Linked DNA regions of Homo sapiens: region 2 is linked to region 1. A link is an interaction called in ENCODE POLR2A ChIA-PET data of the cell type or tissue named here. Cell type or tissue: GM12878. All regions are shown on one strand. Region 1 overlaps SUZ12 (SUZ12 polycomb repressive complex 2 subunit). Region 2 overlaps UTP6 (UTP6 small subunit processome component).

The links. Peaks named below come from ENCODE experiments on the same cell type or tissue, not always from the same donor. Only the 100,000 strongest peaks of a DNase experiment are listed, where the experiment ranks them.
Region 2: POLR2A ChIA-PET joins it to region 1 with 8 read pairs; 4 of 35 experiments call an interaction of 5 or more read pairs at or near these places.

Annotation. Positions count from the first base shown.
Region 1 is chr17:31,946,848-31,951,847 of GRCh38, forward strand. It overlaps SUZ12 (SUZ12 polycomb repressive complex 2 subunit), which reads left to right. Exons shown (of 16, transcript NM_015355.4): 4 at 770-838. Among named protein-coding and RNA genes, the nearest start is that of SUZ12, 12 kb to the left of the region's middle. In GM12878, no CTCF peak of the experiment used is centred here; a DNase peak (open chromatin) is centred at 2,854.
Region 2 is chr17:31,891,941-31,896,940 of GRCh38, forward strand. It overlaps UTP6 (UTP6 small subunit processome component), which reads right to left. Exons shown (of 19, transcript NM_018428.3): 3 at 3,030-3,071; 4 at 2,705-2,797; 5 at 807-854; 6 at 320-383. Among named protein-coding and RNA genes, the nearest start is that of UTP6, 7.3 kb to the right of the region's middle. In GM12878, no CTCF peak of the experiment used is centred here; no DNase peak of the experiment used is centred here.

The sequences.
Region 1 (5,000 bases):
TTCTATTTTTTGGGAAATAGCTTTTTTCTCTTAAACTTGTCAAGTTAAAAGGTAGTAGTTTTATTACGATTTGATGGATCATTCCCTAACTTCAAAATTTTTTCATGATGTCAACAACTGTCTCTTTAATATGACATATCATTGAGCTTTAGGCTTTGCTGATAATCTTTGAGGATACCTTGTGAACTTCAAATATATTTTATAGAATATTTCTTTTTTTATGTGATGGTGCTAGTACATATTTGTTGTGTTGCTTAGTAGACGTGTTAAGTGTTTCAGAATACACATAATTTATATTTGTTTGGCTTAATTCAACAGATACTTGAATACCTACCAAGTATAAGGCACTATGCCAGCACTGCATAGCTTTCCTTGAAGAAGAGCAATTACTGCCCTTCAGGAATATATAATCTAGTAGGAGAAATAAAATATTTACATGAGTTTTACGTGTAGGAAACTGAATGAAAAGTAAGTGTCAAAATAAATATAAACCAAGTACCATGGGTAAGGAGAAATCACTGGTTTGGGAATAATTGGGTAAAAGGTTTAATGAAAACAAGTTAGCGTTTTAGATGGGGCTTGAAGGCTCGTGTGCTGTATTATACACCGTCTCCATAGTATTCATTGTTATGGCTAATCATCCATAATTTATCTTACTAAAAATAATCAAAATCTGGTTTCCATCTTGCCTATTAGAGTGACAATAAAGTATAATTTGTTTCTTTTTCCCAGTTGAGAAGTGATTATTTTGTTTATCTGTTTCTTCCAGGAAAACATTTAAAGTTGATGATATGTTATCAAAAGTAGAGAAAATGAAAGGAGAGCAAGAATCTCATAGGTAAGATAATCTATCAGTTTACATTAAGTGATATACTTTAGGAAAGAGGAAAAATTACAGTGATCATTTTCCTAGTGATCACCTTGATATAAGGAGTTAGAAGGAATCTTAGAGGTCAGTTTGGTCCAAACTCACACACAAGTCAGAAATTAATTTCTGTAGCATTCCTGGCAGAGAATACTTAAGCTGTGGCTTGAATACCTCCAGTGTAGTTGTATTTATTATTGTTTATCTTTATTACCAGTTTCTTCCATTTTGAGTGAAACCTCTGACTTCTGCCGTTGGTCTTAACTCTACCACCTCATTTAAAGAGGGATACTCACATTTATAGTATATGTGCTAGGTACTGTGGCAGGGACTTCACAATATCACGTATCTTGTAAGTTATTCTCAAATATGAGAGGGGTTCTCTTTTTTTTCCATCTTTTTCTTCTCATTTAAATCTATCAGGCAACATATTCATAACTTTTATTTCATATTTGAAATATGTTTCTCACATAGTTTCAGAAACTTGAACATTTGGACAGAATCTACTTGTTGTACATTATCAAATATATACCTAGAACGAATCCCTAAATGTTCTGACTAGTCTGATATCTGTCTACTCTAGATAGTATGCTTCTATTTATTTTTTGACACGTAAACTTTATTTTTTGATATTTTTGATAGAAAATTGAATATTCTAAGGAGAAACAGCAGCTTGGGTGGTGTTTGTTCATTCATTAACTCCTTTAGAGAGTGCAGAACTAAAAATATTAGATTCTTGAAAAAATAGAGTTGGAAAATTTGTCACAATGCATTTTTCTTTTCCTCCTAGTTTTAAATCACAGCTTACGAATTTAGATAGGATATACACTTAATGATGCATCATTTATGCATCTCATTGTTTTCCCATTGTTCTGTTGACTGGTAAAAGACTTCCTTTTTTTCAGTTTGGCTTCCTTCTATTTTAAGTTTGGCTTTGGAATTAAGTGATTTTTTTACTTGGATTATAAAATGATATTTTTTATTTTATATCCTGCAATCTTGTGGGGTTGAAGTATAATTTATATTTCCATGTCTAGGCAATCCTGACTTGTAAATAAACTGTGATAGTCCATTCTAGAAGCTGAGATCCTGAATTGTTACCTGTTATATCTGTTAATGCCCAGGGAGACCCTATAAGATAGAACTGAGAATATTCGCAGTGCACGCACATTTTTCTTTACTAGAATTTATATTCCAGATTCTTGTCTGGTCACCCACCCTAGACAGAGCTCTTGGGATCCTCAGGGCCTTTTTTACTTAAAATACAGACTGTAGTAAGATCCTGGTCTGACCTCCCTGCTTCTTTTCTCCTGACCACATTAAAAGTTTGCCCTATAGTCATTTCAGGGTTCAAGTGAGAAGGAAGCATGAACCAACAACAGGAACACTGGACCCTTCTCTTCATCTTCCTCATCAAGGTTTACCTTCACTACTAAACCCTATTACTATCTCATTGTGACATTGGGTTTGAAATTACAGAGCTTCCCTAAGTAAGAGTGTGTGGGAGATACATACTGTTCAATTCTCTCTGAACAATTGTTTCCCCAGTAATTTTGTTCCTTTTGACCTGGTGGGTTCAATAGCAACTCAAACATTAAAATCAGAGGGTTACATAAATTCCTGCTGGTAGTTTTGGAAGAGAATTTTTTGAGTCTTTAGGGTCTAGCTAGGACCAGTGAGTTGGCCATTTAAGCCTCTCAAGATTCTTATGAATGTCTCAGTATTGCTCCCAGAGGCACTAAGATGAATTAAGAAAGTGTGTCATTTTAAATTTACTGCTAAGACCCTACATTATTAACTTTCTTTAATCTATTTCTTTTTTTTTGAGATGGAGTCATGCAGTGGTGCTATCTCAGCTCACTGCAACTGCCACCTCCTGGATTCAAGCAATTATCCTGCCTCAGCCTCCCAATTATCTAGGATTACAGGCACCTGCCACCACACCCAGCCCCCCCCCCCCCCCCTTTTTTTTTTTTTTTTTTTTTTTTTTTTTGAGACCAAGTCTCCCTCTTGCTGAGGCTGGAGTGCAGTGGCGCGATCTTGGCTCTACAGCCTCCACCTCCCGGGCTCAAGCAATTCACCTGTCTCAGCCTCCTGAATAGCTGGGAATACAGACGTGCACCACCACACCCAGCTGATTTTGTATTTTTAGTAGAAACAGAGTTTCACCATGTTGGCCAGGCTGGTCTTGAACTCCTGAGCTCAAGTGATCTGCCTGCCTTGGCCTCCTGAAGTGCTGGGATTACAGGTGGGAGCCACCAAGCCTGGCCAATTTTTGTGTTTATTTATTTATTTATTTTGAAACGGAGGTTTGCTCTTGTTGTGCAGGCTGGAATGCAATGGCGTGATCTCCGCTCACTGCAACCTCTGCCTCCCGTGTTCTCCTGCCTCAGCCTCCCAAGTAGCAGGGATTACAGGTGCCCGGCATCACACCGAACTAATTTTTTCTTGAACTCCTGACCTCAGGTGATCTGCCCACCTCAGCCCTCCCAAAGTGCTGGAATTATAGGCATGAGCCACTGCGCCCAGCCTCCTTTAATCTATTTCTTATTTCAAATTAAGGTAATCTTATTTTTCTCCTAAACCTATCACACAGGGTTGTAGGAAGGACCCTAAACACCAGTATATGATGCCAGCAATATAAATATTTGCTTCTAAAATCTATTGTCAAATTCTTAAAAGATAACACAGGCCGGGCATAGTGGCTCACACCTATAATCCCAGCATTTTGGTGGCTGAGGTGGGTGGATCACTTGAGGCTAGGAATTTGAGACTGCCCTGGCCAACAGGGGAAAACCCTTTCTCTACAAAAAACACAAAAATCAGCCAGGCGAGGTGGTGTACACCTGTAATTCCAGCTACTTGGGTGACTGAGGCAGGAGAATCCCTTGAACCCGGGAGGCAGAGGTTGCAGTGAACTAAGATTGTGCTACTGCACTCCAGCCTGGGCAAGAGTGTGACTCTGTCTCAAAAAAAGAAAAAAGATGATAAATCTTTGTTGTTCCATAACATTAGTTAGTAGAAGTTAATATCTTAAATCGTACACAAAAGTATCTCTCCTCCATTTATGTTCTTTTTTTTTTTTGAGACGGAGTCTCGCTCTGTCACCGAGGCTGGAGTGCAGTGACGCGATCTCAGCTCACTGCAGGCTCTGCCCGCCGGGGTTCACGCCATTCTCCTGCCTCAGCCTCCCGAGTAGCTGGGACTACAGGCGCCCGCCACCTTGCCCAGCTAATTTTTTGTATTTTTAGTAGAGACGGGGTTTCACCGTGTTAGCCAGGATGGTCTCGATCTCCTGACCTCGTGATCCGCCCATCTCAGCCTCCCAAAGTGCTGGGATTACAGGCGTGAGCCACCGCGCCCGGCATATATTCTTTGTACTATTTCAGTTTGACTGGGTCCCAGATCTGTACAGGTCTAGTCTGGGAGTCTTCCACTAGAATTCATATTCCTTTAGCACTGCCAAAGTTATAGTATGTCTGCTCCTGAGCCCAATATATTTCATTCCTCAAAGTTCAAGGGGTATCAAGATAAAAATACCATAGTAGTATAGCCCAAAAGTTAGTTCAGTCAAATAAATGCCTGAGTTTATTATGACATTTGTAGTAATTTATAAACTAAACCAAGATATGAGCATTATCTGTTCAAAAGAAGTTGGTGTTTCACGGTCTTTTATATTTTAGACCTACAGTTGTCTTAAGTCACTTGCAGAAACTTGTTGGTGGAAGGAGGTGATAGAAAAACATGAGCTATTAAATGGTGGTTAGTTCTTTTTTTTTTTTTTTTTTGAGACGGAGTCTCGCTCTGTCACCCAGGCTGGAGTGCAGTGGCGCCATCTCAGCTCACTGCAAGTTCCGCCTCCCGGGTTCACGCCATTCTGCCTCAGCCTTCTGAGTAGCTGGGTCAGGTGCGTGCCACCACGCCTGGCTAATTTTTTGTATTTTTAGTAGAGACGGGGTTTCACCATGTTAGCCAGGATGGTCTCGATCTCCTGACCTCGTGATCCACCCGCCTTGGCCTCCCAAAGTGCTGGGATTACAGGTGTGAGCCACCGCGCCCAGCCTTTTTTTTTTTTTTTTTGAGACAGAGTCTCACATTGTCGCCCAGGCTGGAGTGTAGTGGTGCGATCTTGGCT
Region 2 (5,000 bases), 55 kb before region 1:
TCAACCTGGGAGGCGGAGGTTGCAGTGAGCCAAGATCACACCACTGCCCTCCAGCCTGGGCGACAGAGCGAGACTCCGTCTCAAAAAAAAAAGAAATACAGTCCTTCTTGCCTGCAGATACAACACCTAGGACAGTAACTAGTATATAGTAGGCAGGGGTGAACTATGAGGCAGCTATTCAGTAAGAAAAACTGCTGAGGCCAACTGCCTAAGCTCAAGTCCTCAAAATAATTTCTCTTAGATTCATCAATCGAAATAAAATCCAAAATGGCTTGAGTCTAAATAAAACATAGAAAAATTGACAAAGATTTCACCATACCTGGTTTGTTGGAATGAATCGCCAACATGGCAGAGAATACCTTGCTAAGTCGAGTTTTAGTAGCCTGTAAAAAAGGAAAATATTTCTACTTCCTGCACAGATAAATCATTGATCTTACTCTCTAAGTAATATGTACCCTAACTTTACCAACTGTAAAATCCAATGGAGCATGACATGCTATTGCTAGGGATATATAAACGAACACAGACCCTCAAAATTTTCTACCTCAATTAAACCACTAAACACTTTAAATATCTTTTTAAAAAGTCAACTGTATTGAACAAACACACGTAAAAATTATATTCTTTTCAATTGAATTGGAAACCATAGTCATTCAGATATCCAATGTTATATTGATGTTCCGCCTTCTTGGGTTCTTTTTTCATGTTAACCCTACACTTCAGGAAAAAACATCTGGCATGAAGCTTAAAGGGCAGATTAACAAAAAGACGGTCAGAGGAAGCAAGACATGCATGGCTTTACTCACCCACTTCTTACAAAAAGCCACATAGGAGAGCCAAAGTTGAACATCGTCCTGCAAGAAAAGCAATGTAGTAAGCTGCCCAAATTTGACCTTTACATATAATACACCTTTGCATTAATTAATTTTGCTAAAAACAAGCAAATTTCAGGTTGGATGCGGTGGCTCACACCTGTAATCCCACCACTTTGTGAAGCCGAAGCGGGCGGATCACTTGAGGTCAGGAGATTGAAACCAGCCTGGCCAACATGGTGAAACCCCACCTAACCTAAAATTACAAAGATTATTGGGAGGCCAAGGCGGATTGATCACTTGAGGTCAGGAGTTCAAAACCAGCCTGTCAAATATGGTGAAACCCCGTCTCTACTAAAAATACAAAAAAATTAGCCGGACTTGGTGGCAGACCCCTGTAATCCCAGCTACTCAGGAAGTTGAGACAGGAGAATCGCTTGAAGCCGGGAGGCCGAGATCGGGCCACTGCACTCCAGCCTGGGCAACATAGGGAAGCTCCAACTCAAAAAAACAAACAAAAAAAATTAGCCAGGTGTGGTGGTATGTGCCTGTAATCCCAGCTACTAGGGAGGCTGAGGCAGAAGAATCACTTGAACCTAGGAGGCGAAGGTTGCAGTGAGCTGCCGAGATTGTGTGCCACTGCACTCTAACCTGGGTGACAGAGCAAGACTCCACCTCAAAAAAAAAAAAAAAAAAAAGCCAGGCACAATGGCTCAGGCCTGTAATCCCAGCACTTTTGGAGGCTGAGGCAGGTGGATCACCTGAGGTCAGGAGTTTGAGACCAGCCTGGCCAAGATGGTGAAACCCTGTCTACTAAAAATACAAAAATTAGCCAGGCGCGGTGGTGCGTGCCTGAAGTCCCAGGTACTGGGGAGGCTGAGGCAGGAAAATTGCTTCAATCTGGGAGGCAGAGGTTGCAGTGAGCCAAGATCACACCACTGCACTCTAGCCTGGGCAACAGAGCAAAACTCCATCCCCCACCAAAAAAAAAAAAAAAAAAAAAGAAGCAGATTTCAGAAAATCCAGTCACCTCTCATCCTATCTGGCTCTTCCTCACAAAGGCCTCCGATCTCTTAACTATGATAATTCAACCTTTCCCCCAACTCCCACTCACAATGCTCCAAAAAAACTTTGTTATCTATCCAGTTGGTTTAATGCAGTTCTTAAAGAATCTCAATCTGGGGTAGCAATATAAAATTTGTCATTACCAAGAATCCAAAATACTTCTCATATAATATACCCAATCCCAAACACTCCCGTAATCCCAGCACTTTGGGAGGCTGAGGTGGGCAGATCACTTGAGCCCAGGAGTTCGAGACCAGCCTAAAAAACATGACGAAACCCTATGTCTACCAAAAATACAAAAATTAGCCAGGCACGGTGGCATGCGCCTGTGATCCCAGCTACTGGGGAGGCTGAGGTGGGAGAATCATTTGAGCCTGGGAGGCAGAGGTTACAGTGAACCGAGATCACCCTACTGTACTCTAGTCTGGGCAACACAGTGAGACCTTATCTCAAAAAAAAAAAAAAAAGAAAAAAAAAAAAATCAAGTTTCTGAGGTATTGCCCCTACATAACCATTTATTTTCTAGCTCTAAGTCTTCAGTGTACTTACAAATATATACAAATATCTCCCAAATTTCCAATCCTTAGTAATGTATCAAATACACTGTTTTCAGCACTGTCCTCATAGAATAACTATAAGGTAATAAGATCAATTTTCTTACTGGTTTGTTAAGTGGCTCAAAAAATGTTTTGAGTAATGATACCATCATTAGAGTAAGTATAAAGATACCCAAGATAAAAATAGAAAACTGCATTTGAATCCCTAATACAATATGTATAATACTTATCTTCACATCTCATAAAGTTAAGGATGCCTTGATCACTCACTTTCCATTTTGCTGAGGCACGCTGGAAAACACCTTGTACCCGGTGTACAATAGAATTCTCAATCTCATCCTTCTTAAATGAATATCCAATGCGCTAAAGGGGGACATAAAAAAACAGAGCCTCAACTTAATCATATTTGTCCAAAACAGCATTCCTACTTGACCACTTAATGGTACTGATGAAGCAAACAAATAATTACAAATATCCATTATAGGCATATCACCACAGTTTTATCAACACTGTCTCCCAAACACAAGTCCTAACTATACAGCCATACTGCTTAGTTCTGTATTTTTCTCCAACTTCTAGAAAATCTTCTACTTACTGTTCTTCTTCTCTGGATCAGCTCCAAAAGATTAATTTCATACTATGAAAGAAAAACATACAAAAAAATGAGAAGCTAGAAAATCTAAAACCTTTTAAATACTGGAAATTTAGTTAAAGTCATAAAACAAAAATCGAGAATATAAAATAAAAAATAATGTGCTATCACATAATTTACAATAAATGTCTAGAACTCACTTAAAATTCACTTAGCTATAAAACTTAAACAGAATTAACAAGCTTATAATTACATGCTTCACTTAAAAATTATTCCATGAAATATTTCAAGCATATAAAACACCCCATGCAGCTACAATGCAGCTACACCAAACCTACATTGCACTACATTTGCTTCAAATCTTTTTTAGAAATAAAACAGTTCGTATAAAAATGAAGCTACCTATGTACCTATCTCTGATTCTACTCTTCTCCCTCTCCAGAGGCAGCAATTACCTTGACTTTGTTATCATTCCCAAACATGACTTTGGACTTTATTATAATGATGTCTTGAATGCCTTTAAATTTTACATAAATGGTATCATGCTACATCCATCAATCCATAGGTGTTTTGTTTTGTTTTTTTGAGACGGGGTCTCCCTCTGTCGCCCAGGCTAGAGTGCAGTGGCATAATCTCGGCTCACTGCAACCTCTGCCTCCTGGCTTTAAGAGATTCTCCTGCCTCAGCCTCCCGAGTAGCTTGGATTACAGGCGCCTGCCACCATGCCCGGCTAATTTTTGTATTTTTAGTAGAGATGGGGTTTCACCATGTTGGCTAGGCTGGTCTTGAACTCCCGACCTCGAGTGATCCACCCACCTTGGCCTCCCAAAGTGCTGGGATTATAGGCATGAGCCACCGTGCCCGGCCCATCAATCCATATTTCTACTCAACATTATCCCTTTAGCTATATCCCTATTCACCGAGGCTGGTGGTGTGTGCCTGTAATCCCAGCTACTTGGGAGGCTGATCAGGAGGTAGAGGTTACAGTCAGCCGAGATCATGTCACTGCACTCCAGCCTGGGTGACGGAGCGAGACTCCATCTCAAAAAAGAAAAAAAAAAAAAAGTTTGCTCTTATAATGAATATAAAGCAGTCCTACACCTGGTTTTTTTTTATTGTTTGTTTTTTTGAGATGGAGTCTCGCTCTGTCGCCCAGGCTGAAGTGCAGTGGCGCAACCTAGGCTCACTGCAACCTCCGCCTCCCGGATTCAAGCAGTTTTCCTGCCTCAGCCTCCCCAGTAGCTGGGATTACAGGTACGTGCTACCGTGCCTGGCTAATTTTTGTATTTTTAGTAGAGATGGGGTTCCACCATGTTGACCAGGCTGATCTCCAACTCCCAACCTCAAGTAATCCACCCGCCTCAGCCTCCCAAAGTGCTAGGATTACAGGCATGAGCTACCGCGCTCGGCCCCTACACCTTGTTTTAATCTTTATTTAACTAATTACTGATAAGGCTGATGTCTTTTCATAAGTTTAACTACAAGTGATGTTTCCCCTTTGTGACTTTCACGTTCACATGATTTGCCCATTTTTCTTTTTAGTTTTCATTTTCTTCTCGATTTACAGTTCTTTATATATGTGTATATGTAGTTCTAATTATGTGTTGTAAATATTTTCTCACATTTTGTGGCTTGTATTTTCACATTATTTGTAGTGTCTTTTTTGCACAGAAAAAAATTTTTTTTTTTTTTGAGACAGGGTCTCTATCACCCAGACTGAAGTGCAATGGCGCCATCATGGCTCACTACAGCTTCCACCTCCCAGGTTCAACTGATCCTCCCACCTCAACCTCCAGAGTAGCTGGGACTACAGGTGTGCACCACCATGCCCAGCTAATTTTTGTATTTTTTGTAGAGATGGGGTTTGCCATGTTGCCTAGGCTGGTCTTGAACTCCTGGGCTCAAGCGATCTGCCTGTCTCACACGTGAGCCGCCACGCCCCTCCAGAAATTTGTATTTTGAACACAATCAAAT